3 separate regions of the Mus musculus genome follow, and all the other regions are linked to region 2. The links are chromatin loops, found by intact Hi-C in ENCODE. Cell type or tissue: heart. All regions are shown on one strand. Links, peaks and the distances in the headings refer to the core of each region. The heading gives the core; the rest is flanking DNA.

What was found. Hi-C counts contacts between places; a loop is a spot of excess contacts. Peaks named below come from ENCODE experiments on the same cell type or tissue, not always from the same donor. Only the 100,000 strongest peaks of a DNase experiment are listed, where the experiment ranks them.
Region 1: it touches region 2 in a loop (11-fold over the local background); 19 of 42 quality-filtered maps call a loop at or near these places.
Region 3: it touches region 2 in a loop (9-fold over the local background); 12 of 42 quality-filtered maps call a loop at or near these places.

Annotation. Positions count from the first base shown.
Region 1 is chr14:32,956,307-32,966,726 of GRCm38, reverse strand. It overlaps Wdfy4 (WD repeat and FYVE domain containing 4), which reads left to right. Exons shown (of 59, transcript NM_001146022.2): 56 at 181-363; 57 at 2,104-2,188; 58 at 5,874-5,985; 59 at 6,723-7,180. The coding sequence ends at 6,789. Among named protein-coding and RNA genes, the nearest start is that of Lrrc18, 30 kb to the left of the region's middle. In heart, for the core only: a CTCF peak has its summit at 6,021 (motif pointing right); a DNase peak (open chromatin) is centred at 6,016; H3K27ac peaks cover 544 bases.
Region 2 is chr14:32,768,367-32,778,786 of GRCm38, reverse strand. It overlaps Gm36611 (a long non-coding RNA gene), which reads left to right and starts at 8,486. Exons shown (of 3, transcript XR_001781417.1): 1 at 8,486-8,566. In heart, for the core only: a CTCF peak has its summit at 5,774 (motif pointing left); no DNase peak of the experiment used is centred there.
Region 3 is chr14:33,200,166-33,210,585 of GRCm38, reverse strand. Gm25498 (a small nucleolar RNA gene) reads right to left here and starts at 3,434; the gene lies at 3,306-3,434. In heart, for the core only: a CTCF peak has its summit at 4,741 (motif pointing right); no DNase peak of the experiment used is centred there; H3K4me3 peaks cover 378 bases; H3K27ac peaks cover 256 bases.

The DNA.
Region 1 (10,420 bases), core at 4,727-7,226, 190 kb before region 2:
TTCCATGATATCTCAATAACACCATCAAATGATGTATAAGTGGGTTGATGAGATCAGAAGCCTGTAAGAAGACATGAAATAGGGGCACTTTGGTGTACCACTTATAGATGACTGAGCATATGTACTGTGTATGCTGCTGGTGAATCTTGCATAAAATAAAGCCAGATCTCTTTGCTATAGGGAACCATTGTCTCCTGTGCCGGAGCCCACTTGTCCCTGTGGAATGTCAATGGACAGCCCCTGGCCAGTATTACCACAGCCTGGGGCCCAGAAGGAACCATAACGTGCTGCTGCATAGTAGAGGGGCCAGCGTGGGATGCAAGCCACGTGATCATCACGGGGAGTAAGGACGGAATGGTTCGGGTAAGTGAAGTTCTGAGCAGAATGAGTACCCAGCACGGTAACTGTGTTTCTCTAGTTTATCCACTCCTTCCATGGGTCAAATACTGCATGTGGAATTTGAAACTATTCCATACCAGATACCTATAGCAAATGAAGGGAAGGGCGGCCATTTTTATAGCAAAGAGAAAAATGAGAGAGAGTTATTGGGTGAGCAAGCCAGCAAGCCAGCAAGCATGTGTGTGTGTGTGTGTGTGTGTGTGTGTTATAAGGTATGCCTGATGAATGGTTAAGTTCAGTAGATTATAGCACAAGACTGGAAAACATATAAAACGAATTAAGCCAACCTACCAAACCATTTATCCACTAATCTATCTACCCACCTACTGTTTATCTTTCTACCTACCAATGCACTCACTCATTATTCATCCATGCTTTTGTTCGTCTTTCTATCGATCCAGTAACCCAATCATCGACTTATCAGAACTTCCATCCAGCTAGCTAACCATCCATCTATCTATCAATCCACTTACTTAACTCAATATCATGCCAAGATCTCATACGAGCCACTGCAGACCCTTTCTATTGGGACACCCAGGCTTTAAAAAAGAAACAAATATGCTCTGCATGTAGTATGTGCCACAGTTGAGATCAGAGAGTAGCATGAGCTTTCAGAAGGACCTCCAGGAAGCCAAGAAGAGAAGGAAACACTGACTTCAGGGGACGAGGTGGGAAGAGCAGGACTCGGGATAGGTTTTCTGAGACTGACAAGAAGGATGAAAGAATGGGGAAGAGTGTGGCTCATCAGGAGTCTCACCCAACGCCCTGACCTGTGAGAAGATGCTGCCTCTGGAGGAGAAGGGAAGCGATACAGTCAGGCTCAAGTGAAGAATGGATTTCTCTCTGGCAGGCATACCTCAGGAGAAGTGGTATTTTAGCTGAGATCTGAGAATGAGGAACAGCTGGTATAGGTGGAGGTCAGTGGGCCAGCATGGATGGCAAGAGATAAGCCTGAGGAGAGATGCCCCAGGAGCCTCTCCTACAGTGTTCTCAGTGAGGGGCACATAACCCCTAGCCTTAGCTGGCCAAGACATTGAAAGGTCACATAGAGAGAGGTTTGGTGGTTATGATCTGAACCAAGATGAGAAAGAGCAGCTGGGGTGATTGAGCCACGTGGACACGACTTCCCTGAGCCTGCTCAAGCATGTGTAGGAATAACTATGGACTCAGCCTTCATTCATTCAGCATAGTGATTGAACTGGAACCTCCCAGCCCCCGGGAGCTAGGTCTAAAAAAAAGTGATTTGTGTGAAGTCCAGGTATTAGGCGGTGGTGACAGGCGCTTGCTTAACTAGCCAAGTCTAGCTGAAACGGTAAGTGCTTTGGCGAGGGCTCCTGTTTCAAACCATAGGATAAGAGTGAAAGTTAGACACCGGAAATTGACCTCTGACCTCCGCATGCTTACTCATGGGTGCATGTGCCTCCAGACATGTGGAATTGATGATATAGGGTTGCAGAAAGGAGGAGGAGATCTATTTAAAAGTGAAGCTATGCAAACCGCAACCCTTACGGGCTGAAGCACCTCCTGGGAAGCTGAAACCTAAACACCCCACATCCCGATGACACCATTCACAAATGAGTGATCAGGGCCTATCCCCATCTGCCAGGGTCCCCCAGGTGCGAGGGAACAGAGACAGGCAACCCTGACCCTGAAGATAGTATAATTCTACCAGGCCATGACACACGTGCTCTCCTTTCTGGGCAGATTTGGAAGACAGAGGACGTGAAGATGCCTGTTCCCAGGCAGGCAGTGATGGAGGAGCCCTCCACGGAGCCCCTAAGCCCCAGAGGTACCTGCTTGGAGATCTTGACTCATGTTGCCCTCCTGTACGCCTCTCCCCCTGCCTCGGCACCAGGGCTGCAGCCCCACATGGTGCATCAGAGTGCAGGGAAGTGCTGCCAAGCTCGAGGACTACACACATTACTTTTGATTTTTGTGATACCATACCTGCTTGGCAGAAACAACTCCGGGACAGAAAGGTTTATTTGAGCTCATGGTTTCAGGCATTCTCACTGGGGGGTAAAGCATGGTGGCATTTGTGGCATTGGAATGTGAAATGGCAGTGTTCCCATGCAGCGGAGGAGAGAGACCAGGACTGGTGCTGGGTGTGACACTGACAGACAACACGTTTCTTCCAAACAGTCCCCACCTCTTTAGTGCTTTCAAAACGGTCCCATGGGCTGGAGTCAGAGCATTCTCCGCATGAGCCTAGGAGAGACATTTCAGATCCAGGCCATGACGGGGTGGGGGGGGGGGCATCAGAGAATAGTTTGTGTCCTGCAAGGACTGGGGGTACTAGGAAGCAGTATGTGAAGCTCTGTTGAGTCCTCTGCTGGACTCTGCAGTCTCTATTGGACCAGTGGACTAGGATATGGTGGGTGTCAGGGGCCCCAGGGCTTAGTGGGTATATATATCCACATGTTCTCCTTTGATGTTCTCTGATGGTCCTGGAAGCCACAACCCAGCACCTGAGTACTGCTGGTTAATTATCTAGACAGCCAACCTGTAAGCAGAAGAAAGGTGCCATACGCCCAGTGAGGAGGAGGCAGACCTATCATGCCTCAGATGCCCCAATAGCCCTCATTATGCCTCATTTCAGTTCAGCCAGAGGCTTAGTATAAATGTTCTTTCCTGCCCTGGGACTCAGACCAACCAACTGAAAAAGCTCAGAGTTCCTGGGCTGGATGTGTCACACACATTCCCAGGTGATATGCACAAAAAACAAGAGAGCACTATTCTATGGCAGAACCCTCTTCTCATGTGACAGGTGAGACTGAAGTGCAAAACCCATCTGCCGTCTCCACCACCAAGGCTATCACAGGGGGACAATGTCCTAAAGCATGAGACACTCTGCCAAAAACCCTTCCATGTGTCCTCTCCTTTCTGACTGCAGTGCTGAACAGGAGATTATAGCAAGGTGCCCAACTTAGAGATAAGGAAACCAAGGCACAGAGAGGCTCAGTAACTTGCCCAAAGTCATCCAAAGATTGCCACCATGTCCACTTCTGCCACTAAAGCAGCGGTGGTGATGCTGACTTCAAACAGGATCACACAGTCGCCCTCACCAGCCCCTCTGCTACAAAGGCAGGCAAAGCCCTCATCATCAAAACGACACCACTGCACCTCTAGCTACTCAGTTATCCCTTCCACCATCCCTGTCTTCACTGCAAACATCCTTCCTGCTCAGCCCCAACTTCAGAAGATTATGGTCCAGCACCAAGCTGTCTCTCTTGTTGACCCATGAAGGAAGAAGTGCTTTACTATATTTGGAGAGTCCCCAAATCTGCCAAGAGTTCCTGTTACTGCCCACAGGAGGGGACTTTTTCCAACCTCAGGGGGATACTTTGGGCATGGTGGTCATTTTCAATTAGTTTACCTCTGTTGCATTTTTTGTGCCTCCCTGATTCATGCAGACATTCATTGTGAGTTCTCCCGAGAAAACAGACAGAACTTGCTGGGGCTCCACTGTGTCCTACATTCAACTGATACCCAAAATCCCTTCCTTTAGCACTTCTAGGAATTTGTCATAATCTGGGTTGAGTCAGAGCATAAACATCAAAAGACCAAGAACTGTGTTCAGCTCAGTGTCCTGGTCCCTCCGGTGCTTGAGGCCATGAGGAGTCATCTCATGATGAGTGTGAGAGAGAGCACATAGCTATGTGTGCTGGAACTGGACACTTCTTTTGAGAGCAGCAATCACATACCCTCAATCCTGTTTCTGTCCCATGGGAGGAGCCAGCTCAGGAATCCTTTTCCCTTGACTATTTGTGAAACAAGTCACAGATGTGACACTGAATGTCATCTTAGTCTCAAGATCACCTGCCCCCTTCATATTCCTAAAGTATGAACTCATCCCAGCTCACAGACTCTCAGCACGGGGACAATGGGCCCCCAGCTTCTGTTTGGCTCAAACAGAAGTAGTCACGTGGTCTGAAGAACTGGAAGGGGACCAGGCTGTAGACCCAACTCCATTCCACAGCTGCTGTGGTCCTGTTTCTTTTCTGCTAGCTAAGAATATTCCCTGTGATTCCAATCTTGTAGAATACAGGGCATCGAGAAACGACGGACAGATAAGAATCCACTCCACAGAATTCATTCCTCGGATTCCAAAAAAAAAATTCTCCTTTGTGAACACAGCGATGTTGACGTTAGGGAAATTACAAGATCGTTTCTAGCTGACAGGAAGTCTCAGGACCCTCATCCTTCCTCTGCTGTCTGTTCTGACCTGAGGTCACTGCTGCCCTGCAGAATCGACAGCAAGTAGGCTTTCCGGATTGGGGTCACCGATAGGATTAAAAGACAAAGTAGTGCACAAATAGTTAAAAAAAAATCTGATAGAATCTCTGTTAAAGTCAACGAATCTTAGAGCAGATTTATGAACGTAACCCACTGGAGGGCTCTAAGGAAGCCTGATGCCCTCGTCACAATGCTCAAAACCGTTTTGTTGGAAAGGGATCAGAATTACATGTGTCATGTGAATATTTGCATATGTGTCCTATTGGTGTGTATGTTATTGCACACCCTCAATGTCTCCAGGGGCAAGGAAGGAGATCTGTAAACATACCGAGGATATGCATTGTGGGCAGCTGTAATCTAATTTCTGCCTGGAACTCATTTATTCATCATCTGTGGGAAGAACTAGCCCACCGGAGCACGGTTGCTTGGGAAAACGGCCCCTAGTCTCCGACTTAGGAAGGGAGTGGTGTTAGGACTTGTGCTAGGATTTCCAAGTGTCTGTCTCCATCCATGGACAGCACTCTTGACTCAGATCCTATGTGTTCCCTGTTGCACTGGGTCTTCCCCACCCAGAGGAGGCCATTTCAGCAAGGCTGGGGCGGGGATACAACAGCAGTCAGGTCCCGAGATGATGAAGTGCTCTCACTGGGCCATGCCCACTTGCTGTCTCTCCATCTCACCCTTCACATCGAAGGAATGACTGTCTGTCTCTAAATGCAGTCATTAGAATGAGTGAGGTAACAATCATTGAGTTATATTTTTTTTTTGAGAAAATTCTCTCAGCATTTAATTATTGGTTGGGTGTGAGAGGATTTAGCTAAGTTGATAATGCAGACTTTATGTAATTTATTTTTACTAGGCAATTACAGGCAGCATTACACCCTGGCAGCAAGGTATTGTGGGGCATCTTATTAAGCATAAAGCCAGTAAACACTGATGAACAATTTTGCTGAACTAGGCATGCAATTTAGAAAGCAATAATACACAAATCCAATTTGGTACACAATGGATACCACGGCACGTCAGCACATGTAACTATCACAGCCTGCAAATTAAATTGGGACGGCCCTTTTTTGCAACAGCACAGGCCAAGATTAAATATATTTTCCCCCTCAATTTAACAAGTTGCTGACCACAAATATAAATGTTTGTATCTGTGTGGTCCTACGTATTGGGTGCACAGGCTTTGTGCATGCAGCCGCCAATGCTCTAACTTTCCTCTCTCACACTTTCCACAGGTCACAAGTGGGCCAAGAATCTTGCCCTGAGCCGAGAGCTGGATGTCAGTGTTGCTCTGAGTGGCAAGCCCAGCAAGGCAAGTCCTGCTGTGACAGCTCTGGCCATCACTAGGTAAGAGCAGCCCATGAGCCGAGGAACTTTCTCCAGGACTCCAGCAGAGGGCGCTACAGCCAACCTAGCCAAGTCCCAACATTTCCAGCTGGGTTCTCAATGATCAGACCCAGGGAGATCACATCACTACAGGGACCCAGGCAGGCCCATCTTGTTGCTAATCCCCATGTGCTCTTCTTGATCCCTATGTCACGAGTATGCATAGATTCACAAAGAGACGCAAATGGTAGAGAACTATAATTTGTAGGTTTGTCTTAAAGAGGTCCTTTTGTCCTGAATCCCACTAGTGATGCTAACATGCTCAGGATGACCGTGGTACATGGGGGGGGGGGGCAGGGGGAATGCCTTATGAAGTCTCTTAGCCAATGCAGAGTAGTCTCAAAGTTGACCCTGGGCTATTATTTTAGCTGTCATGGTGATCCAGCTAATTCTTCCAAGGGGTTGCAGTCCCAAGAGCAACTGACTTTCCACTCTTTCTTCACTCCCTGGCCTGCAGTAGCCTTCTGCAGTGCCTGGTGTAGGAAGTGCACAGTGTTCTGGATGCCAGGCTGGCCTACATGGGGTGGTGTGGGGGCGGGGCAGCAGGAGAAGCATGGGCCTATGCTCTTCCCTGGAGCTCATGCTGATTGCTCTGCCTGGGCTGGGGATGCATCCTGTGATTTCCCGAGTGCTGGCTGGGGTGTGTGGCTCTGATGCAGTGGCCTCCAGCACTCTTACCTTTTCTTGATCTTCCCAAGGAACCAGAGCAAGCTCTTGGTTGGCGATGAGAAGGGGCGAATCTTCTGCTGGTCTGCTGATGGGTAGGAGACAAGGAGCTGGAGGGACCGACCTGAAAGCCTGGAGCCCTGGGGTCGGCAGCAACAGGCTACAGGCACAAGATGATGTGTAGCCTGGGCTGCTTAACCAGAGCAAGTTTTGGGGGGGCTCCACTCCACACAGTTCTCAAGGAGTCCCTGATGGTTTGCACCGTGTACCCTAAACATGTCTGTAGTCTATGGGACTTCTGTAAGAAGGATCTTGGTAGACACTGATGCTGGAAACTGACGCTGCATGGGAAATTTCTACGTGGCTCACTTCACCAAGGCTTATTGCACTGGGAAAAGAAGAGGGGGTGGGTATTGGTTCATGGAAACCACCCCACTGTCTTTATTTTATTAAAACTCCATTTTCCTAATGGAAGGCTGCTTGAGCGTTACCTTGTCTGGTTTCATCTGAATTCTTACACGTCAGCAAGGCTCCTGGGAGTGAGAGGAGTTGCCGGGCAGACTGTTGCTCACCACAGGCCATACATGTGACTGCCACCTGGCAGGAGTGTCAGGTAGAACAATACACCAGGCCTGGGCATCCCTCCCTCAACTTTACCTCAACAAAAGCAGGTAGCGGTTTCCAGTCAGGCCCTGTCTTGGTCATCTTGTCCGTCTTTTCACTGTGCCCCTCATGCTGATTTGAGCCGTTGCTCATCTTGGAGAAATAGGGATTGAGTAAATCCCTCAGCCTTCCTCAGTCCTTTTCCTGACATTTCCCCCATAGGGCCCAAGTAGGGGTATGGCACCTCATGTTTCTCTAAGCCCGGAGAGGCTCTGGTGGCTGTCTGTCCTCCGGGCTTAGGGGTGGTAGGAAAATGAACTTGGTGTCTGATGGCTCTGAGTCATCCCACCATTAAGGAGTAGTAAGTCGACCTAAAGATAAATATTAAGGAAGGAGCAGCAGTGTGTGGACACGGAAACAGCAAAAGAGCACGGCCGGCCATCCTGATGTATCTGTAAACTTCTAGGGTTCAGCATAGAGGAAGCTGGGGGAGGGGCCTATTCCTTGGTCCAGGACAGCCTCCCCGGATGGGAAGGGCTCTCGTCTGACCCTGGGATCAAGGATCATGCCACTTCCCACATCATCTGCATGCACTATTAGCAGACAGTCCATTTGCAATCCCTTGTCCGGCTGGGTCTGCACGGAGGGCTATAAATATAACAGCAGAGAATACTGCTCCTTAGGAAGGCCAAGAGGCATGCCATAAATATCAGGGCTGGGCCTGCAGGCATTTTTCAAAACACAATCTTTAGCATTTATACAGAGTCGAAAGGTATGCTGGCCAAAAGTCTGCCTTCAGTCCACTCATTCTGTAAGAGTTTTAGCTTCTATTCACCCCCTATCAAATAGTTCTGGGATTTGCCAGCCTAGCCTCAACCTGCTCCTGCTGGGTCTGAACTACAAGAGGAGACAAGCTTGGGTCTTCATGCTAGAGTCTTAGGGCTAAGGTGTCGATGCAAACAAGGGAGACTCGAGGTGATAAGAAACGATATCCCATACTATAGAGTAGGCACAGGCGACCTTCTAGCTGCAGTTAGCTCAGGGGTGTAAAAGTACCCCATGCTGGGTAGTTTAAGTGACAGAAATGATTTCATAATTCTGGGGGCTAGAAGTCAAAAGCCAGGGTGCAGACAGGTTCATTTCCTTCTGGGCCTCTCTGACTTGTAGAAGGCACTTTCTCCTGTATCCTGCATCCTTGTGTGGCCTTCCCTCTGCCTGTCTGGACCCTACTATCTTCTTAGAATGACACCAGTTCTAATGGATACTAATCCATCAGTATCCCTTGCGAAGGCTCTGGGCGTGTCAGGCTGCAGGAAAGAAGAGCCAATGGACCAAAGTGGAAGCTATTGCCTTTATCCAGGGGCTGGAGGCTGATGAAGGGCAGTGTGAGTGAGAGCAAGGATCAGAGATGGCCCTCCTTAGGGAGCAGCTCCCCAAGAGTCAGCTAGGCAAGGATTGTGTGGCAGAGCTCAGAGCTGATGGTCCCAGGAGTGACAAGCTGGAGTCCAAACAAACACCCTCCATGTGTGGAGGAAGTTAGAGGAGAACTGTGTGGGGGTGTCATGTGTGCAGGATAGAATGTGGCCAGGGAAAGATGGATACCATGGAATTGATGGAGGTACTGTGAGGATGGGGAGGAGCTGCAGGAAGATAGGGTACTGTGGAGGAGAATGGGACAAGATGGGAGAACTGGCCACTGCTGTGGATCTGGGAAGATTTGGTGGCACCTGGCAATGGGGTCTTGGATGCATGTTACCTGCAGGAGGAAAACTGCTTCATACTGATCCAGAGGAGGACACAGATGTCCCTGAACCCTGGAAGATGAGTCTGGGTTGCAGACTCCTGAGGCATCGGCAGTAGATCATCCTGGGGTGAGGTGGGGGACTAGAGAAGACAGAGCAGAGCTGGGGTGAGGTCGAGAGGCCCTGATCCAGTAGAGGCTAAGGCCAGGCATTTGTGGCAGCTTTAGCAGGAGGTTCTTGCTGACCTAAGTGACCTCAGTCATTCAGTCACATGGTACTAGGCACCCTGGTCTGATGGAGGGGAGACAGGGCAGATGCCTGGGGAGGATGAGAGAGAGAGAGCTGATTTGGTATCACAGCCACAACTGAAGTCTGTCAAAGCAGGAGCATCAGCTACTGGGGACAAGGAGAGACAATTATCCAGATCCCTGCTGCCTTGCCGAGGTCTGAGCAGGGTCCATGAAAAGCCTGTAGGCACAGATGGTACCTGAGACAGAGCTGGAAATACTCCATTAAGTGAGTAGGTGACGGGTCTGGGACCATTCACTACTAGCGTCTCTACTTCCTGCCAACCGCAGCTTGTTTCTGCATCTGTAAAACAGGACCCCGGTGTCTGTCTTTGGACTTGTCACGAGATTGAAATAGTGTTCAGTGTATAATAAAATGATAGAATATAGAGTAAGGCACATTCTGTGATATATGACTTATCATAAATACAATGAAATGCTTGGGGAAGGAGCCAGCTCAGGCTGACATCCATGGCACGCTGCAAGCTTTCACTTTATAATGTGTCCATCCGTTCACTCACTAGTGTGTCTTGTTGAGCCAGCCCCTGTGCTGGAGCTCTGTGACAAGGCTGGGAAGAGGGGCAGGAGGCAGGGAGCAACAGGGGTGAGGATAGCACGTAGACTTGCTCCCCACACTACATCTGAGGCCACTGCAGAAGTGCGCACTGGATTGTGCCGCTTCTGAAGCACGCTGGGATGGGAGCCAGGCTCTCAGCAGTCCTGGCACTGTACACGGGAGGCCTCCTCTTCAAACATGAGGAAACATGACAGAATGGAATGAAGAGGCTGTCACCTCTGCCACGCAGCTGGCCAACTAGCTTGTGGTTCCAAAGCCTCTGAGGTCAGGGACCTCATACTTCACCCGCTGTAATCTGCTCAGCTCTGGCCCAGCAGCCATGCGGCCCCTACCACACTGGTTACAAGGGTCCCACTCACCTCACTTTGAGCCTCTACTCCACAGGGACATGCCAGCTCTGGTCACCTTCCAGGGGCATGCGCTAGTCCAGCGATTTGTTTCAGAATGCACGCCCTGATCCTCACTCAGCCTGCTGCATCCTATGAGGGATGAGGCAAGGCAGTCTGTGCAGCTGGACTCAT
Region 2 (10,420 bases), core at 4,682-7,181:
GTCCCTCTCAGACTAATGAGGCTGAGCTGCAAGGAAGGCTCTAAGGCCAGACCAGCTTGCTGCCTGGGAGAAACAGAAACCAGCTGAGCTGCCTGGAAGAGGTTTAGAGCAGAGTCACTCAGAAAGGACGTTGTCCAACCTCTTGAGGGCTTGTAGGCTGTGCAGCATGCTCCAGGCTTCCCGACTTTTGTAGCTGTCTGTGTTACCCATGCTGTCTGGGGTGGGCTTTGGTGATGTACCTGTCCAAGCCACTTTTGCTCCTATAAGCAACCCCTCACCCGTACTCCTGTGAGTAACCTTATTAAAACCAAAACCCACCAGTTCACCAAATTGGACTTTGGTGGTATCCCTTCTTTGGTCTGTCATGGGATCCCTGTCTGGGGTAAATAGATGTGTGTGCCATATCTCCTCAGGAAAAGTTTTTATCACACAGCAATCACCAATAAGACGGTTTCCTTCTGCCCTCCATGCTGGGAGAGACCTGTTTCCCGGGGAAGAAGGAAAGTGAAAATTACAAGTGGAGGCAGCCAGTGGCAGCAGCCTGCTTGCCCTATACCCTTTGCATCAAAAGAGCCCGTGACCTTGGATTGTGCTTAGCAGTAGTAATAAGGTGAAATAAGGATGTGGGTGCACTTAGAAGCAGCCTCAAGGGAATCTTACATATAAATGTGCTCCCAATTTACTGTAAGTACATATATATGTGTTGTGGTTTTATTATTGCTTCCTGATTATAAAAATTATATTTATGCCTTTACATATTCATGGCTTAATTTCTTTCCCTATCCCTCATGGCTATGCACACTTCTGTTGCTGACCCAAGAATAATATTGGGATTCTAAATTTTCTCAAATACAGCCAGGTCATGATTAAAAAGTATACAGTCCATTGAGGTATTAATGCAAGATTCATTATTAAAGTCATCAATCCTGAAATAATGAAAGCTCCAAGATCCAAAAGCTACTTTCACCCTCAATTTTTTTTTTTGCCAGTGACCAGTGAGAGCTAATGAGTGGGTCATCCACTGCTGCTTTGGAGAAGCTGTAGACCTGAACGCAGTCAGTGGCAGGAAGGGCTCCATCCAAGGAGACATGGGATGGACTCAAGGGCAAGACCTTTCATGAGCTAGAGAGAGAGAGAGAGGTGTATATAGAATATATGCATATACATATACATGTATATATGTATAAATATATGTATATATGTATACACACATATATATAAATGTATATGCATATCTAGATAGTACAAAAATAAATAGAAAATTATAATATATAATATGTATTCTATTACACATATATGTAATATATAATAATATATACAGAAATGCAGAGAGAGAGAGGAAGGGAGGAAGGAAGGAAGGAAGGAAGGAAGGAAGGAAGGAAGGAAGGAAAGAAGGAAGGAAGGAAGGGAAAGAGAGGGAAGGAGGGAGGGAGGGAGGAAGGAAGGGAGGAAGGAAGGGAGAGAGATACTGTTTCAACCAAAATACTGGTTTTTTTCCCATCTGTAAGAAGAGAAGACAAATTGTACTCATAGAGGTGATGTGAGACAATCAATCCCCAGCAAACCTCCTAAGCAGTGATTAGCACACTGTAAATCAAGGCATGAACCATCCATGCTGTTATTGGTGTTTCTTGCAATGTTGACTTAAAGAAGTGAACTCAATTTTCATATATAAAATGAATGTTACAAATCCATACTAGGAGATGTAATAGGTGGCTTCAATAAATGCAGGTGTAACACAGCTTCTGAAGAGTGTAGTCTCCTCGGTGAGCCGCACGGGGCTTCTAGCCGAGAAGAGGGAAGGTCTGAAGATCTTACCATCTAAAGGCACCCATCTCTGAAGTACTGCTTCCCATAAATACAAACGGCTGTCAGTATGTCTAGTATGGTTACTGGAACAATGGTTTGGGTGTGGTTTGCCCCCACAAACATCATGTTGAAATTCAGCTCCCAGTGTAGTGGTATTAGGAAGTATAGCCATTTGGAGGGATTAACATCTTTCTTGTAAGAGTGGGTTAGTCCTCACAGAATGGCTTGGTCCTGTGAGAGTGGACTGTTCGAGAGGATCACCACTGCCCCCTCACATGGGATTCCTCTGTGAGCCCTGCACCACTCTCAGAGGCAGTGTGAAGTTCTCATTGATGCGACCAACCTTGGAACTTGGCCTCAGTGTCTCCAGAACCATGAATTGTGAGATATGTTACTCGTAAATCACAAGTCTATTTATAAGTAAATTATAAGTATGGAATTGTAAATCACAAAAATCAGTGCCCCCTCCCTATAAGGCACAAATAGAGCTTTCTTTGTACTGAAATTTCACACAGGAAAATGACAAGACTTGGGAAAAGCAGAGTACCAGGCACAAAAAAATGAGAAGCCAGATGATGAAAGGCAAACTAGAGTTTAAAAATCGGGAAAAGCTATGCGCGATCATGAGCACACACAGAACAGTGAAAGCTGTGCGCTATCATGAAGCAGAGCCCATCCCACTCCACAGCGGAGACTCCACACATGGTATTGCAACCCACTCACAAACTCAAGGCTGAGGAGGTAATAAAACCTGTGGGGAGGGACTTAATTCGGTTGTTTAGTTAAAAATTAACATAGAGACAAACCTCTTCTAAAGATGTTTGCTCCCGTAGCACTTTCAGCCCTTACTGGGGAAGCCTCTCTTTCCAGTGAGCTGTGGTGAATGCAGACCTCTGGTTGCACAGGGTGCTGAGGCTAAGTCACTCCTAAGGCCCTTTCCTAAACAAGACATTTATGCCATGTCCTTGAGGTTCAGAGAACATGGCAGAAGAGAGGAGCAGAAGAGTCTAAGAGCAGAGAAGTTGGAAGGACAACAAAAAGTATCATCTGGGCAATCCACAGCCGTTGCAGCCATGAAAGCTCAACCACCACACAGAACTGACTGTACTCGGGCTGCACCGGAGTGGGCTCATAGACAGCCACACGAGGACAGGGGAGGAACTCGGGCTGCACCAGAGTGGGCTCATAGACAGCCACACGAGGACAGGGGAGGAACTCGGGGTCCTGCACCAGAGTGGGCTCATAGACAGCCACACGAGGACAGGGGAGGAACTCGGGGTCCTGCACCAGAGTGGGCTCATAGACAGCCACACGAGGACAGGGGAGGAACTCGGGGCCCTGCACCAGAGTGGGCTCATAGACAGCCACACGAGGACAGGAGAGGAACTCGGGGTGACAGAGGAAGAACTCAGAGTCCTGCCCCTCACTGTTGAACTCTTTCCTGCAGAAAGATTCAGGGAAAGGGGAAATCAATGCTTTCACTGTGACCCCGCTGGGTGGCCCATCAGGCTCCAGTGGACATTCCTAGTCCAATAGTCACACAGACGGCCCTGGTTAAACGAAACAGGTTACACAACAAGTTAAGAGTCAGAAATCTGGGAATGGGGCAAAGGAGTGAGAGCTGATGGCATGGGAAAGAAGGGAGGCAGAGGGAGGGAGGCAGAAGGAGGGGAGGGGAGGGGAGAGAGGGGAGAGAGGGGAGAGAGGGGAGAGAGAGAAAGCCAGCCATCAGAATGTGTAACATATATGTATGAAATTGTCAAAGAACTAACTTAACCAAAAAAAAAAAAAAAAAAAAAAAGGAGGGGGGTGACTAAAAGATGGAGCCTCTGGGAATGCAAACAAGGAGCGTTTCTGAGTAGAAAAAGAAAAGAGTGAACACGGCAGGAAAATTAATTAGCTTCAGAGGAACGAGCCTCTTGGTTTTCCAGGACTTATCAGCTAGAAGGAAGGGCTGTAGAAAGGAGAAATAAGTGTGGAGAAACGCTGGGTAAAGGGTCAAGGCTGAGGCATCTGAGCACTGGAGAAAGTTATGAGAGGGAAGAAGGATCTGGAGAAATGAATGGCATAGGATAATTTCCAACATAAAGATGCAGGATTGTAAACAAGATAGCTGAAGGGCAGGATGGGAGGACCAAGCTGATCTCACCGCAGGAAAAGCTGGTAGGTTGCATTATGTATCCTACTGGAGCCATGGCTGGAGCAACTACTGAAGGCAGGGCTTCACACCCAGGCAGATGCCCCTTGAGATAAAAATATGCAGTTTCAGTAGTGTGGAACATCTGAAGACAGTCAGAAAAAGAAAGAAAGAAAGAAAACATTCATTCCCACTAAAACAAAGTTCAGGAAACCAAAAGAATGGAGAAAATAAATATACATTTTTTTAATCCTCTGTGGGGGTGGGGGGGGTAAAGAAAATGTATATGGCAGGATCAATAACGAGTTATTTATATGCAACCCATACTATAAAGATAAAGGATTTTGGATTAGTTTAACAGACTTCAGACACGAAAAGAAACTAATTTTCAGTCCTATGGGGAAAGTTTCCTATCAGCATTTGCTTGGATTTAACTCTCAGATAAAATGATGTCTCTGCATCTTCCATAAAATATCTATTTCCTGTTTTTTTTTAAAAAAATCCAATTTTACTTATTTTAATCTCCCCATTCTTATTATTTTAAAAGTTATTACAAGCACATATATTTTCAGAATTAATATTCTCTGTGATATTAATACAGAGTGGAAGAGAAGGCTGAAGTGGGATCAGATGGGAGTTAGCACAAGCCAAAGTGATTCCCTAATTCTCAGAAAGACATGGGTACTGATAGGCTCAAGAGATTGATGAAGGCAAAGTCACTGGGGTAGGGTAGGGATGAACATCAGGACCACAGACAGAACTGCCTATCTAAGTGTACCCCAAGAACCCCCTCCTCTCCCCCACAAAAGAGAACAAGACAAACAAAAAACAAAAGGAAAATGAATAGGAAAGAAATAACTACAAAGTAAGTACAGTAAATACATTTTAAAGTAATATTTATTATAAAAAGAGAAATGGATAAATTGTATTTCACTGAAATTAAGAATGTCTGTGCATCAGAAGACATGTATAAGAGAATTAGCAAAAATAGGGTTGGGGTTGAAGAGATGGTTCATCTCTAAGACGCTTGCTCTTGTTCTAGGGGGCTGGAATCCATTTCCTAACATCCGCACCAGACAACTCACAACTGCCTGTAACTCCAGCTACAAGGGGTCAGATGCCCTGACCAGCTTCAACTGGTCCCTGCACACAACCATGTGCACACAACCATGCCCACACAACCATGTGCAAACATCCACAGGAAGCTGTCTGCGTCCTTGTTGACATCCTCCTGCCTCTGCTCCTTTGCACTATTCACTGGTCCTCCTTCTCTCTGGGAAGCCCTGATCCCTTTGGAACAGAGTCTACTCTCCTACCCTGACTCTCCTCCTGCCCTGGGTCACCCAGGGGCTGCATCTAATCTGCAATTTACACAAAGTCTTGTTATTGTTTATTTTAAACCCAGGTATACTAGACAACTGAATTTTAACCAAAAATTTTAAATGGTTTAAAGGTAGAAAAAATAATTCGTAAATATAATTCACTGCATTTGTTGATCATAGGAGAAAAATATACAGTGATTTAAATAAAAGAACTTTAGGTCCTTAAAAGCAAAATAAAAATTTCTTTGTCCTGGGGCTGAAAAGAAGATTCAACCTGTTATTATTTCCATACCAACTGATTTTCTGAATAGAAAGCTCAACAGAATTCATATATAAAATTAAATATGGAGGATCTGGGTTATGTAATTCAACGCAAGCCAGTGTATAAACATTGGTTTCCCTTTGTTGTAGTAAAAATCAAAATTACATTCAAGTCTTAAGATATATTCACAATAGCAACTTAATAGTCTCAGAAATGTCCTTTGTGGAAATAGCTCAAGGACGCTCCCTGGTGGCTTAGCCATTAGACTTAGTAATCTCCTGCTGTGCCAGAGGTTCAATTCCTGATCCTTGTGGTCTTTGTTCTAAACTCAACATAGCGGTTCACACCTGTAATCCTAGCACTCTGGAGGTGGAGATAAGAGGACCCAGAGATCAAGGCCAGCTTCAGCCACATAGAGCATTCCAGGCCAGACTGGACTAAAAGGGACCCTATCATGTTTTGCTTGTCAAAAGATAAAGATGTCATTTCTAGAAACTCATACATCCCCGTGTTGACATTGAAGAAGACCTAAATAAATGCAGTGACCATCTTATCCATAAACTGAGTTGTTGACAAAGTTTTTCTGAAACTTCACGGAAGGGCTCAAAACACTGACAAGAGACACTCATAGGGACTTTGTGCGCTATCTCAGACTTTATGTAGAAGACAGAACTCATGAAGATCTAAGAGAATGTTTTAAAGGAGGACTAAGAGGTGGGCAGGGATGAACCTTGCTGGTGAACTTGCCCTACCTGAGAAAACCATGGGAAACCCTTCCTCTACCACAGTAGCAGTAGTACAGGAAAGATCACGCTTGCTTTCTCCAGGGTCTCGTTTTATTTTTTAACAAGTCCCTGACATTGGAAAAATGATAGATGCAAAATAACTTGGAAGCCTAGGGTCACACAGGGTCCATGTGGCTTTTATCGTCTTCTACATCTTGCTTGAAAGGCTCCGACATCTAAACAGTTTCACAGAGTATAATAAACTAACTGGACTTTGTGCTTTTGTAGGGCTTTATGGTCATCATTTTTTCTAGGGACATTCCCTTTGACAACCTGACTTGAAAGTAAGGGTGTGACCAAACAAATTCTGAATGACAGCCCCTCACAGCTGCTTGTCCCTTACCTCCCAGCCAGCCTCTCCCTGGTCTTCTAGGACTGAGAGATGCCTATGCAAGGAAAAAATGTCCAATTTAAGATTCATTGTGTGTTTGTTTCTCTCTCCATCTAGATGGAATCCCTAGCCTTCTTTACTTTAGTAGGTCTCTGATATCGTCAAACAGATGTTTTGTGCCTGGCTCCTTTAGTCATTCTTATCGAGTACAAAAGTACAAATGGCATAGTGTGTGTTCCTAGAAAACCAAGTCAATTTGGTGCAGTAGATGTCAAAATCTGCAGCCGTGGCAGCATCTTCCAAGCCTTCTCTTCATGGAGAGAAAGATCATAGTCAGAGACATTTATGAAATTACTAAACAGCTGCAGAAACACTCCAAAATTTCATTGCTTATATGAGTCTGGATTGATCCAGTCATTGAACCTTTCAGAAATTTTAGCCCCCATCCCTCAGCAATCTTCTGGTGATAATCTCTTCACTAAGGGCTAGAAAAATAAGCTAAGATTCTTGAAGCCCAACAACACGTGGAGTGCACACCCAGCTCCTGAGCTTTGCCTAGACTTCTTGTGATCGTGGTTGGCACTGTTTCTGTGTCAAGGGGACCCCACCCTTGGAGCACACTCAGCTACCCCACGCCTTGCATCAGGAGACCTCAGCCCATATGCTTTCTTTCCCAGAACTCCCTCCCCACCAATCCATTGCAGCCCAGGATATATACATTTAATTAATTCAGCTTTACCTCCAACCTGTAAAGAATGGGAGAAGCTTCAGATTTATATGGCGGATAAATAACAGGGGTTTCCCTGGAGACTCCATCCCGGTGAAAGAGGGTAACTGTAATTTTCAGCCGTGAGTAATTGTACATAATATAATCCTAAATGATTTTTCTTCTGTAATTTCATTAGAGTTTAGAAATTTAATTAGATTTTGAATCACTCTGAAATAAAGTAGCAAAATACCGAGAGACAGAGAGCAGTGGTTATTCTGTCCTTGGAGGCCACATTCTTGGTCTCAAATTGGCATGTCTTCATTAGGAGGAAGTTTGCAGAACTTCTTGATATATTATTGTCTTTCCGAATGGACTCTGAATAGGTCTTCAGAGAGCATTACAAGAGTACACAATTATTATGCACACTCTTCTTGAGGGTTAAGATCATCTGCCTTGCATATACTTAATAAAAATATGTCTCTGAAGTTGTTTAAGAAACTGTGGAGATAGGAAAGCGGCCCCTTGAATGCCCCAATGCTGTTCCCGGATTATTAGCAACTACCTGTACGTTATGATGCAGTGCGGGGCTGTTTGCTTAACTTTAATGATTATGTAAGGTTTATGGTTATTTTTATTGCTACAACATATGAACTGTCATGGTGGCTGTAATTAGAGGGAAGCTAAAGTGTAACTGTTAGAGTCTTCTGGGAGTGAGGAAAGCTACTTCCTCCGTATCAACTTTGCCTCTGAGCAAGAGTTGGGGGTGGGGGAGGGGAGACTCCAACTGGATGAATAGTCACTGCGTCAAAATAGGTTATGACAGAGAAAAACTAGAAACCTGTTAAAACTTTAGCCCAACAGCTCACACTTAACAGAGCTGCAAGGAAGCCATCTTCTGTCCCCCCCCCCACCCCCTCCCCGTGTGGCCGACTCTCTGAAGGGCGCTGGCTTTTCTCTAAGACATTGTCAGTCACAGAGCAATGGTGGAGATGATCTACAGGGACTCTACCTTCAGAGTGTTCTGTTGTTGCCTCAAGGCAGACATCCTCTGCATCCTTTGCTGGAGGCAAAAGACTGACTGAGACAGCTGTCCCTCAGCTACAGGAAGAAAAGGAAAAAGAAAAAGAAAAGAAGGAAAAGGACGGAAGTTCTGAAAGAGATGGAGCAGACATGCAACCTCACTGCCAGCACTGAGATGCTTGCATGGCAAGGTAGGAACTGGGGGACACAATCCTGGACCCAGAAGAGCTGAGCATCCTGTGACAGGCAAGAGAATAGGGTCAGGATTCCTGCACCAAGGAGCAATGGGGTGTGTCCTTAGAAGCACTGTGGCTAAGGAACAGGAATTCAGGGCTAGCAGAGTAAGGCTTCCCTGTGTAAGACTTGCTCAGAAAAACATGCAACTGCTTCTTTTCCACACACTTTGCCAAGTCATCAAACTTCTTCAGACAGAGGGGTCCATGAATGTACAGAGGAACAAGGATGTACTTATACCACCACCACCACCATCTTCCTCCTCCTCCTCCTCCTCCTCCTCCTCCTCCTCCTCCTCTTCCTCCTCCTCCTCCTCCTCCTCCTCCTCTTCTTCTTCTTCTTCTTCTTCTTCTTCTTCTCCTCCTTTTCCTCCTTTTCCTCCTCCTCCTTCCCCTTCTTCTTTCTCTTTCTCTTCCCCCCTCAGTCTCATTCTCTCTCTCTCTCTCTCTCTCTCTCTCTCTCTCTCTCTCTCTCTCTCCAATCTTACTATATTTGTCCAGCTCACTCTACAGACTGAGCCCAGGCTAGCCTCAAACTCATGCTTATTCTCTGATATCAATCTCCCCAGTGCTAGTATTACAGATATTTACCCCCACATCCAACTCAATATTCATCTTTGTTTCCATTGTACCCACAGCAATGCCTGATGTAAATAGGAGCACCAAAGGAGTTTGAATGAGTAAGAGACAGACAGACAGATAGACAGGGAGACAGAGTCAGAGAGAGACAGAGACACAGAAAGAGACAGGGACAGAGAGAGAGAGAGAGAGAGAGAGAGAGAGAGAGAGAGAGAGAGAGAGAGAGAGAGAGAGAGAGAGAGAGAGAGAGAGAGAGAGATAGCAAAGAGAAGCCAACAGGCTTAATGCTGGTCAACGGACACTGTATTAGTTACCTTCTCATTTCTGTTTTTTTAAGTACCTGACAACGACAATGTAAGGACACTTATGCACTCATGGTTTGAGTGTATAGCCATCACAATGAGGAGGCACAGTGGCAGGAGCAGGAGGCAGTGATCACATTGGATCCATCAGGGAGCAGAGAGGTGGAAGCTGAGGCCAGATCACTGTGTTCTAACTCAGCCTGGGACCTCAGCTCACATCCTCCACAGGAACTCTCTCTTAGTTAATTAAGCCTTTTAGGAAATAATCTCAGAGACCTACCCAGAGGTATGCTTCCATGGTAAATCTAATCCCATCAAGTTGATGACCTTAGCCATTGTAGACTGTATCACTGTAAGCAGGCTGTTCTTAAGCCAGCCAGGCCGCCATTACTAACAAGTGGTACTACCCTCATGTGCAAATACCTTTATAATGGTGAAAAATTAAGCTGGGACAGTAGTCCATGCTTCCAAAACTGTAAGGTTGGTGTTCGTTGCTTCAAGGTTCTCGGCTTCTTAGTCAGGAGTTGAAGTCCCAAATTAATTGGCAAAAATTCCAAGTAAACTTTATTTAAAGCAAGGCAATTGAAAATGTCAGAGGACACTGTAGAGGAGCCATGAGCCACAGGAGTGGAGATACTGGAGAGCCCCCATTATTGTTTGGAGCTTTCTTTTAAGAGGTTTAAGAGAAGGCGGTTATTATTATGACATGGTTCTCTGGTTTGATTGACAGATTAGGTCAAGCAATAATTTTTCTACTCTGCATGTCCCTTCCCATAATACACCTGATTTTAATTATATGCATGCCCAATTATGCATAGGCCTAACAAAGCAATTGAGGGTTTTCCCAATGCACTTACTTGAGGACATATCTTTTCCTTACTGTAATTGCCCAAAACAGTTTAAGCTGGATCAGCCTTTCTAATTTTTGTAC
Region 3 (10,420 bases), core at 3,510-6,009, 430 kb before region 2:
GCCCAGTCCTCTCAGACCTTTAAAGAGGAGCTAACACCAACACTCCCCAAACAGCTCAAAAAACTAGAAAGGGAACGGACACCAGTAAACCCAGTCTATGAAGCCAGCACCACCCCAGTGCCCAAACTGGATAGGGGCACATCATCATCATCATCACCACCACCATCATCACCATCACCACCACCACCATCATCACCATCACCATCACCAACAGCAACAACAACAAAGACAGAAGGAAGGAAGTAAGGAAGGGAGGGAGGGAGGGAGGGAGGGAGGGAGGGAGGGAGGGAGGGAGGGAAGAAAGGAAGGAAGGAAGGAAGGAAGGAAGGAAGGAAGGAAGGAAGGAAGGAAGGAAGGAAGAAAAATATAGGCCAATTTCCCTGCTGACATAGAGGCTAAAATTAACATGGAAGTACAAAAGACCCTATTCACAAATAATATCCAAAGCTATCAAGAGCAGAAGAGCAATGTTGCAGGCAACATAATACCTTATCTCAGTGTACACTGCAGAGCCACAGTGAGGAAACCAGCACCGTCCTGGCACACAGCAGATGCACGCACAACAGGGAACCAGACATAAACCAACATAGCCACAGACACCCAGCGTTTGAAAAACCTTCCAAAACACACTTTGGAGAAAAGAAAGCATTTTTGTCTAATGAAACCAGCAAACTTGGATGTCAGCCCTAAGGAGAACGAAGTTAGGTACATATCTCCTGTCCCACACAAAACCCAACTTCAACCTTAACAGAAGACCTGGAACTCTGAGACTGCTGGAGGAAAGCAGAAGAAACATTTCAATATGTAGGCATAGGTGAGGGCTGTCTGAGAAGGACGCTGCAGCAGAGGAATGGATCCCAAGAACTGATGATAAACTGTGTAAAATTATTGTATTGAGCTTCTGCAGAGTGAAGGAAGCAATTGGCAATCGGCAGAGGGAAAAGGCAGTCGAAGGGATGGGGAGAAATCCTTTCCCCGCTACACATCTGACAGCGCTCAGTATCCAGAACAAATAAAGGACTTTAAAAACTAAATATAAAATCAACTAGACAATATACTATCATTTGATGAATATTTTAAAAGGTTCAACCACCAGAGAAATCCAAATTGAAACAGTTTTGAGATTCTAACTCACTTTAGTCAGGATGGCTATCATCAGGAAAAGAACCCGCTGGAGAGGATGCAGGGCCCGTAGTCACTGCTGGCGGGAGTGTGAAGCGGTGCTGCCATTATGGAAATGAAGAAGATACAGCTACCGTGTGACCCAGCTATCCTCCTGAGACACCTCAGAGTGTTAACTGAGACACTATTCACTATGGCCAAAACCTGTGCCAGAGTCAACCCCATTGCCAACCTAACTGGCTTTATAATGGGCTCAGGAGACACACTTGTTGGAAAGGACATTTCCAGAATGTTTAACTGAGTGGTGAAGCAGAAACCTAGAGCAACGTCAGTGTGCAAATCTCTCTGCAACCTAACTAACTATATACACAAAGTGGACCGTGCCCTCACCTCTCCCTGACTTCAGACTGATGGCCGAAATAGACCCAGTAACTCTTCCTTACTTCTTCCCCTAACATTTTACTAGTTCTCGTGAATTTCATGTCATGCACTCCAATCCCACTCATTCCCCCCCCCCCTTGTCCTCACCCTTCACCCCTACAAACTCCCACTCCAACAGAGAAAAAAAAAATCATGGTGGAGGCTGCAGTGTGTCACAGTGTGTCTCACAGTATACCCTTTTGTTCACACTAGTTTGCTTGTAAATGTTCATTGCAGTGACTCAATGGTCTCTGGCTTCTGCGACACTAACAATACTGGCACCTCACTGGTACTCCTCTCGGATATCCTGTTCTTGTCCTGTGTCATGGAGATCCTGTAGTTTTGGATCTGTAGGACCGACCCTTCATGCACCCCAGCAGTTCATTGATGGGGTAGGTGTTGGAATGAGCCAATTCAAAGCCCTGGACCTAGGTCTGAGAGGCATCTATCTGAGTTGGTCAGCCCACTGGCCCTCCCACCCTCATGCCCTGAGGCTGGGTCACAGGCAAACCCTGCAACCAAGGCCAGCTCTAACGTGCTGCACAGACGAGGTGCAGGGACAGCTCTCCTGAGTGCTGTAACAGTCGAGGAGCAGGGACAGCTCTCCTGCCCTCTGACCCCTTCAGGGCCGACTATCACAGTCACTTCCAGTGTCAGGGCAAAAGCAAGAGGGAGAGGCTCTCTTCATTACTGATGGTACCTTACTGCAGACAAGAGACAGGGTTGGTTCTCCTACACTCTCGCGTCAGGCTGGCTCACCCTCAACCCACATCCAGAGCCAGCTCTACTGTACTGCACCAGGTGAGGGGCAGGGCCTGCTCTCCCACTCTGATGACACGGGGCAAGCTCCTCTGCCTGCTGTAGGTGGCAAAGAGTGAGAAGGGGACATCTCTAGCTCACCTGTGTCACTGCATGACAGATGAGTGACCTACTCTCCCAAGTGCTGCAGATGGCAAGGGGCAGGGACAGCTCTCATGACCTCAAGGTCAGGTCTCTGGTCTGCCACCAGTGGGGCGGGGGAGAGAAAGAGCAGGGAGGGAGAGAGGGGAAGAGGGTTTCTCTTGCTCAGCTCATCCACACCACTGCATGGAAGGCAGGTGGTAGGGCCAGTTCTCGCATGCTCATATCCTCAGGCTGGATCAACTGAAACCCCCACAATGTACAGGGCTCACTCTCCCAAGTACTGCAGCAGGTCAGGTGTGAGTTCAGCTCTCCCACAATGCCCATGTGAGGGATGAGGCTGGTTCTGCACAGCCCTCAGACAGTGACAAGTCCCTGGGCAGCAGCCCAGACCAGCGACATCCATCTGGCTTTTGGTGGTAACAGACTCCTGCTGCTGCAGACCTACAGACCCAGAAATGGTCCCCTGGCAGCACAGGCCAGGCCCCCACCATGGCTCCAGGTGGGATCACTGGCTACTCACATCAGACTGTCCCTCACTACCCTCGAGTCTCCAGTTCTGCCTCTCTTCATTGTATGCACCTCCTTCTGTTTCTCTTTCTCTTCCATCTCTTCATCACTTATTGGCTCATTTTAGTGGGTGTCTGGAGTCATCTCAGGAGTGGTCTCAGAAGTGCTATACCCTGCTCATGTACTATGGCACCAGGCCATAATGCAAGCTAGCAGGGTCGTCTTGGCATAGTCCCCTAGGCCTGTGTGGAGGAGGGCTGGTGGTGATCTCAGGCTGGCTCCCCATCCTGGGAGCCTGTCTGAGCCTTCCTGGCATGAGACTGATGGTGGTTTCAGGCTCACTGTTTTCAGGAAATGTTAAGGTACTAATCATTTGTTCACAGGTCAGAACACTGTAGTGCAGAAAGAGCCTGTCTCCTCACTGCCACCTACTGACGAACTTGTGACACAGCAGCCACACCTGCAATGCCTCTAGGGACTGGACATCCTCCCCCCCCCCCCCATCCCTTCTTTAAATTGATTCCTGTCCGGTGTTTTGTCCCAGCAATGGGACATGGAGCCTAGATGTCCACCAACAGATGAATGGGTAGAGATAATGTGAGACATGTGCCCTGAGTTGACAAAGGGATTTTATTCAGCTGTAAGGTGGAGTTGTGGGCTGGGGAGAGGGCTTCAGTGACAAGTGTGCTCCTTGTACAGCCCCAGGACATGAGCTGATCTCTGGAACTCACGTAAAAGAGCCAGACGCCAGGGTTTTTGGTTTTCCTCTGTAATCTCAGCTTTCCTAAGTCACTAAGGGAGGTGGAACCAGAAAGATGGCCTGGAGATGGCAGGCCAGCCTGAGCTACCAGCACAGCAGGCAAAACAAAGCAAAAGGGGAAAATGGACTTCCAAGAGCTGAACTCTGACCTCCACACGTGTAGTCATGGCTCACACATGCCCCACTGCCACAATCACACACACACACACACACACACACACACACACACACACACACACAAACTAAGATCATAACCTTTGCAGAAAAATGGGCAGATATGGAAATTATAATAAATAATAAGACAGATTCAGAAAGACAAATAGCATACTTTCTCTCTTATGCATATATATGCATATGAATATTTTATATAGACATGGAATTTACATATATGCATGACATATAATGCAAATGTAAAAGAAGGGATGAGAAGTGGGGTGGGGAAGGCAAAATATGTCGCTTTCCCTCTGATGTGCAGAGTGTGTATTAACTACAAGTAATTTGGCTCTACTCTTTCTTCCTCTGTATTGACTCTACTATCTCATAGTAAGGAGACTGCTCAGCAGGGCAAGAAAGTGGAATAGCTAATAGAGTTAGTTACAATGTTATACTGCATAAAAACATCATAGCGAAGCTCAGATCTTGCCTGCTAACTAAAAACAACACTGTGCATCTGTGAGGGAAACTGTAAAGATGAGATGTTCAGGAAATGGATGGATCTGCAAAGTATATGGTAACCAAAACTCAGAAAGAAAAAAAAATCCTAGTCTGTGATGTATTTATGTGTAACAGGTATACATTTGGATGGAATCTAAAAGCCTTGAAGAAGACCAGGAGGGAGCGATGTTTGTGATGAAGGATGGGAGGGGGCAAAAGGACCCAGGGCATGAAGAGACAGTATCAGAGGAGTGGGAGGGGGATGGGATAAGGAGAATCACAAAAGACACACTTTATTGAATACCATCATAATAATATCTAACAAAGTATGTGTAGGCTAAAAAAGGAAGTTATAAAGAAAGGGAAAAAGCAACTAATTGACATACTAAACAATATTGATTGTAATTGGCAATTATGGACACAAGATGGCGCCCTCAGCATGCTACTTAGGGTGTTAGGGTGTGTGTGTGTGTGTGTGTGTGTGTGTGTGTGTGTGTGTGTGTGTGTGTGTGTGGCTGTGCGCGCGCGCGCGCGTGTGTGTGTTTGTGTGGTGTGTTTGTGTTTCCTGGGCTCACTCCGCGGCCCCCGCCGCTCCCGCCCCTGCTAGTGATGGAGGGTGCACACTTAGGGCGCAGTCAGCTTTTCACTTTTCCCTCTCTGGTCCAGGCAGCAGCTTTGGCCTCCGCTCTCCTCTGTCAGTGCTTCGCAGTAGAAACTCTAAAACAGAGGCCGTGGAAGGATGATCCTGAGGCGGTGGGGAGAAGCGGAACTGGAGAAGTGTTGTCCTGTCTTACTGTGTGTCAGAGGCAATGTGGGTAGTGCCCATCTCAGGCAGAGTTGGAGGTTGGGTAACCTACGCTTTGGAGGGCTCTGTGTCTGACGCTCAGGCTGACTGGCATAGCGTGAGGAGGCCCTGGGTGAACGTGAGATCCGAAGCTTCTTAATGAGCAGAGAATGAGCCAGAGTGTGACCAGGTTTGCACTTGTCTTAGACATAGGAAGTCATTCCAGTCTGAGGCTGGCGAGACGGCCCAGTGGTTAGGAACACTTGTTATTGGGAAGCTTTTGGGTTCCAGTGCCCACATCAGGAGGCTGACAACTGCCAGGGATTCCAATTCAAGGACAGTCAGTGTCCTCTTCTTGCCCTTATGGGCCCTGCACACAATTGTCACTCAGACAAACAAGCTTAAGTCTACATATGTCACAAAAAAATTGACACACCACCACACCACAGACACACAAGCGTTTATGCATACAGTCATACACACACCCTCGAACTTCTGATTCTCCTGCCTCAGCCTCGTGAGTGGTGAGGTTACACATGTAATTACTGCCATGTTTGGCAATTGTAAGTATTTTCTAAAATTTTTAATTGATTCTTTGTGAATTTCACATCATGCAACCCAATCACCTTGTCCCTCCATATCTGCCCTCTGCCCTTGCACCCTCCTCCTCACAGGACACAATAAACAACAACAACAACAACAACAACAACAGAATCTCACCACCACAGAAGCTACGGTGTGTTACATAGTATACCCTTTCACCCACATAGCTCTACTTGCCAATGTTCATTGCAATGTGTCATTGGTCTGGTTGAGGCCTCCGGCTTCTGCTACACCATCAATACATATGTGCCCTCACCAGAACTCCTCTTTGATATCCTGTTGTTGCCCTGCGTAGATCCTCCAGCTTCGGATCTGCAAGACCTGCCCCTTCACACACTCCAGCAGCTCATGGATGGGGTAGATGCTGGGGAGGGCCAACTCAGAGCCCTGGATCTTCGTGGAAGCTGAGTTGGTCTGCCTGCCAGCTCTCCTGCACCTGTGCCACCAGGGCCAGCTCTCCTTTTTTCAGTGATGGTCCTTAAACGCTTTAACCTCCCTTTTAACCCACCACCCACCAGAGGCAGTGGGAGAGAAAGGATACTGGGGGAAGTGGACCTGTTTAGGAAGGCTCTTTGGAGCAACTCCAGTCTGTGTTGTCTGGAAATCTGCAGTTTAGTTCACAGTTCAGCAGCGGCAGCTCGATCCACTTGCAAACACCCCACGGATACGTATACCAGCAGTCTAGTTTGGTAGAGTTGGGATAGCAAACACTGAATCAGCAGCGGTGGCACTACCTAGCACTACAGCCAGGCCTCCACCTCGGGACGAGTCAGCAGAAGTTCTCGGCTGTGTCTCTCAATGAAGCAAAGCCTCCAGACCCACAAGTGTTGCATAGCTAGCTCTATAAGGAAGCCAAACTCAGCTCCCGTCACCGTCTGTCGAGTCCTTTTTATATTCTCTCCAAACATCACGTGTCCTTCACGGGTCTTGCGTCAGCACATGAGTCTGACATCACTCTGCCAATCAGCCCAAGTCCTCGGAAGCGGCAAAAAAACTGCTGCATACCACCAGAAGTTTTCTGGTGAGTTTCTCTCCTCTAGAGTTCAGACAAATGTAGCGCAACTGCTCAGTGTAAGGTGGGCAAACATATGCATGCCATTGGCAAAGAATCTTTTAGCACGTGTCCTCTCACATGCTTGCTTTAGCAGATCACCCTGTGTCTGCTTCAGTGAAACGTTCCTTCACAAGTCTGCCTTAGTCTTTCACCTGCGTCTGAGTCTGCTAAATGGTCCTTCACGTGTTTGCCCCAGCTAAACCTCATCCACTTCATCTCCTGCCCTCATACCCTCAGGGCCAGCTCTCCCGCACTGCCCAGGTGAGAGGCAGGGCCAAGGCTCTGAGCTGCAGCACAGGCCAGGGCATCACCATGGTCTCTGGTGGTAGGGGGGGGGCAGGGGGGGATATTCACATCAGGATGTTCCTCACCACTTTCTTGTCTCTAGTTTCGCCTCTCTTCAGAATGCACAAACCATTTCACTTCTCTTTCCCTCCCATCTCTCCATCACACACTTTCTCATCACCGAGGGCTTTGGGTGTCTTCTGCCCACCAGAACTGCATCAGCAATGACATTTTCTTTTAAAAGGTAGGATGATTAAATGTTAGTTCAACCCAAAGAGTCCAAAGGAAATAAATCCCTCGCCAAGGTTAAACACAGCCCAGAGAGACTGTAATTCAGCATCGAGTCGTCCAGTCTGTGGTTGAACAGCACCATGAGCAGCTAGAGACCTGAGCAGATAGGCCAACGGCAGGAAGCAAACAGCAGGGCATGTTGAGTCAGCTGTAATCTCCACTCTGCAGGGGCCGCTCTTCTTCCTGGGCTAGGACGTAGCTCTGGGAGTCACAGACATTCACACAGTGATGGGTTTTCTCAAAAAAAAGAAAGCACAGGCCCACTGGCACTTGGGTTTGTTACTGGCTCTATTGGTGAACAGTGTCATTCACCATTTCCCAAGGAGCACAAGCAGCGACTGCCTTCAAGTCTCCAGTTGTGCCTCTCTTCACAATGCACAAACCACTTGGCTTCTCTTCCTTTTCCATCTCTCCATCACCTGCTTGCTCACTTCTGCCATGCTTTCCCAGCGAGGGTTGGGTGTGGCCCGTGGCCAATGATAAGTCTTTTAAATAAAAAGTTTAACAGAATACTACCGAGTGAATCCACTCTAGTACACCCACCCCAACCTAGTGTGTACATGTAGTAAGAGCTGTCATGGCACCATTCTTATTACATTTAAAATTATTCCTGTCAGCCAGAAGAACAGGAAGGAGGACCTCCTGCCCTTAGAACCCTCTCATGCCATCAGTTAGGATCCCAAAGACCCACCCACCCCTCTGAGACCTGTCCCCACCCCCACCCCCACCCCCTTGTGCCTCCGTCCTTACATGGGCAGGAGGATATCCACTCACTGCTCGGGTGCAGGCCATGACAATCAGAACAGAGAGGCACACATGATGACTAACGGCCACACTCTGCCACAAGTCCATCCCTCAACTCTGACTGAGATTCCCTGCTGAACCAGAGGTCATACTGGCCACCAGAAATAGAGAACACAGAGACCAGAAGACAAAAGAGGAAACAGAAACCAAGAAACAAAACACCCATCCAACAAGACAAACTCAGAAATCAGCACCTAGACCTGTACTCATCCTAGACCCAGATGCCGAGATGCCAGTGTAAGAACACCATCAACCGCAGCCGAGGCAACATGGCACCACCAAAGTCCAGCAAGCCATGAATATCCCAACACAGCTCAAGCACAAGAAATGACCTTAAAACCTTAAAGAGGAAATGAATAAATATCTTAAAGAAATCCAGGAAAACACAAACAAGCAGTTGGAATATATGAAGAAATCTCTTAAAGAAAGTCAAGAAAAACAAGTAAACAGGTGAGGGAAATGAATAAAACCATTCAAGGCCTGAAAATGGAAATAGAAGTGATAAAGAAAACACAAACTGAGGGAATTCCGAAGATGGAAAATGCAGGCAAGCAAACAGGGACCACAGAAGCAAGCATCAGCATCAGGATGCAAGAGACAGAAGACAGTGTGTCGGGCTTAAAAGATATGATAGAAGAAATTGATACATCTGTCAAAGAAAATGTTGTATCTAAAAAATTTAAGACACCAAGAATTCAAATATCCAGGTAACTAGGAATTCAGACCAGATAGACAATTTAAATATACCTATAATCTCCAAGGAAATAGAAATCATCATTAAATGTTTCATAATAACAACAACAAAAACAACAACAAAAACAACAACAAATCATATCCAGACAGTTTTAGCTCGGAATTCTACTGGATTTTCAAAGGTGTCCTAATACCAGTACTTGTTAAGTTATTCCACAAAACAACATTAAGGGACATTATCCAAATCATTTTTTGAGGTCACAGTCACAGTGGTACCCAAACCATACAAATATTCAACAGAGAGAATTATGGAACAGTTTCCCTCATGAACATTGATAGAAAAATACTCAACAAAACACTCACAAACTAAACCTAAGAACACATAAGAAAGATGATCCACCGTGATCAACTAGGCTTCATCCGAGAGATGCAGGGACGGTTCAACACACAAAATTCTGTTATTGTAGTTTGCCAGATACATAAACTGAAAGGGAAAAATGTGATCATCTCATCAGATGCTAAAAAAGCCTTTGATAAAGTCCAACACCCTTTCATAATTAAAGTCTTGGAGTGATCAGAAATACAAGGGACATACTTAAACACAATAAATATAACTTACAGCAAGCCTATAGCTAACAAATTAAATGGAGGGAAACTCAAAGCAATTCCACTAAAATCAGGAACAAGACAAGACTGCAGACTCTCTCCATATCTATTCAACACAGTACTTAAAGTGCTGGCCAGAGCAATAAAACAATTGAAGGAGGCCAAGGAGATATAAACTGGAAAGGGAGAAATCAAAGTATTGCTATTCAAAGATGATATGATAGTATACATAAGTGACCTAAAAATTTCTACCAGGAAATTCTTATAGCTGATAATACCTTCAGCAAAATGGCTGGATACTCGAGTAACAACAACAACAAAAAAAATCAGTATCCCTTTCTAATACAAACAATAAACAGGCTGAGAAAGAAATCAGGGAAACAACACCCTTCATAATAGCCACAAATAATATAAAATACCTTGGTGTAACTCTAACCAAGCAAGTGAAATATCTATATGACAAGAACTTCAAGTTCCTGAAGAAAGAAATTGAAAAAAAAATCAGAAGATGGAAAGATCTCCCATGCTCATGGATAGGTAGGATAAACATAGTGGAAATGGCCATCTTACCAAAAGCAATCTACAAATTCAATGCAATTTCCATCAAAATTCCAGCACAATTCTTTACAGACCTTGAAAGAACAATTCTGAACTTCATATGTAAAACCTAAAAAACCCAGGATAGCTACAACAATCCTGTCCAATAAAAGAACTCCTGGAGGTTTCACCATCTCTGATTTCAAACTTCACCATAGAACAATTGTGATAAAACCTGCATAGTATTGGTACAGAAACAAACAGGTTGATCAATGGAATCAAACTGAAGGGCTAGAAATAAACCTATAGACCTACAGACCTACAGACCTACAGACACCTACAGACACCTACAGACACCTGATTTTTGACAAAGTAGCCAAAACCACACAATGGAAAA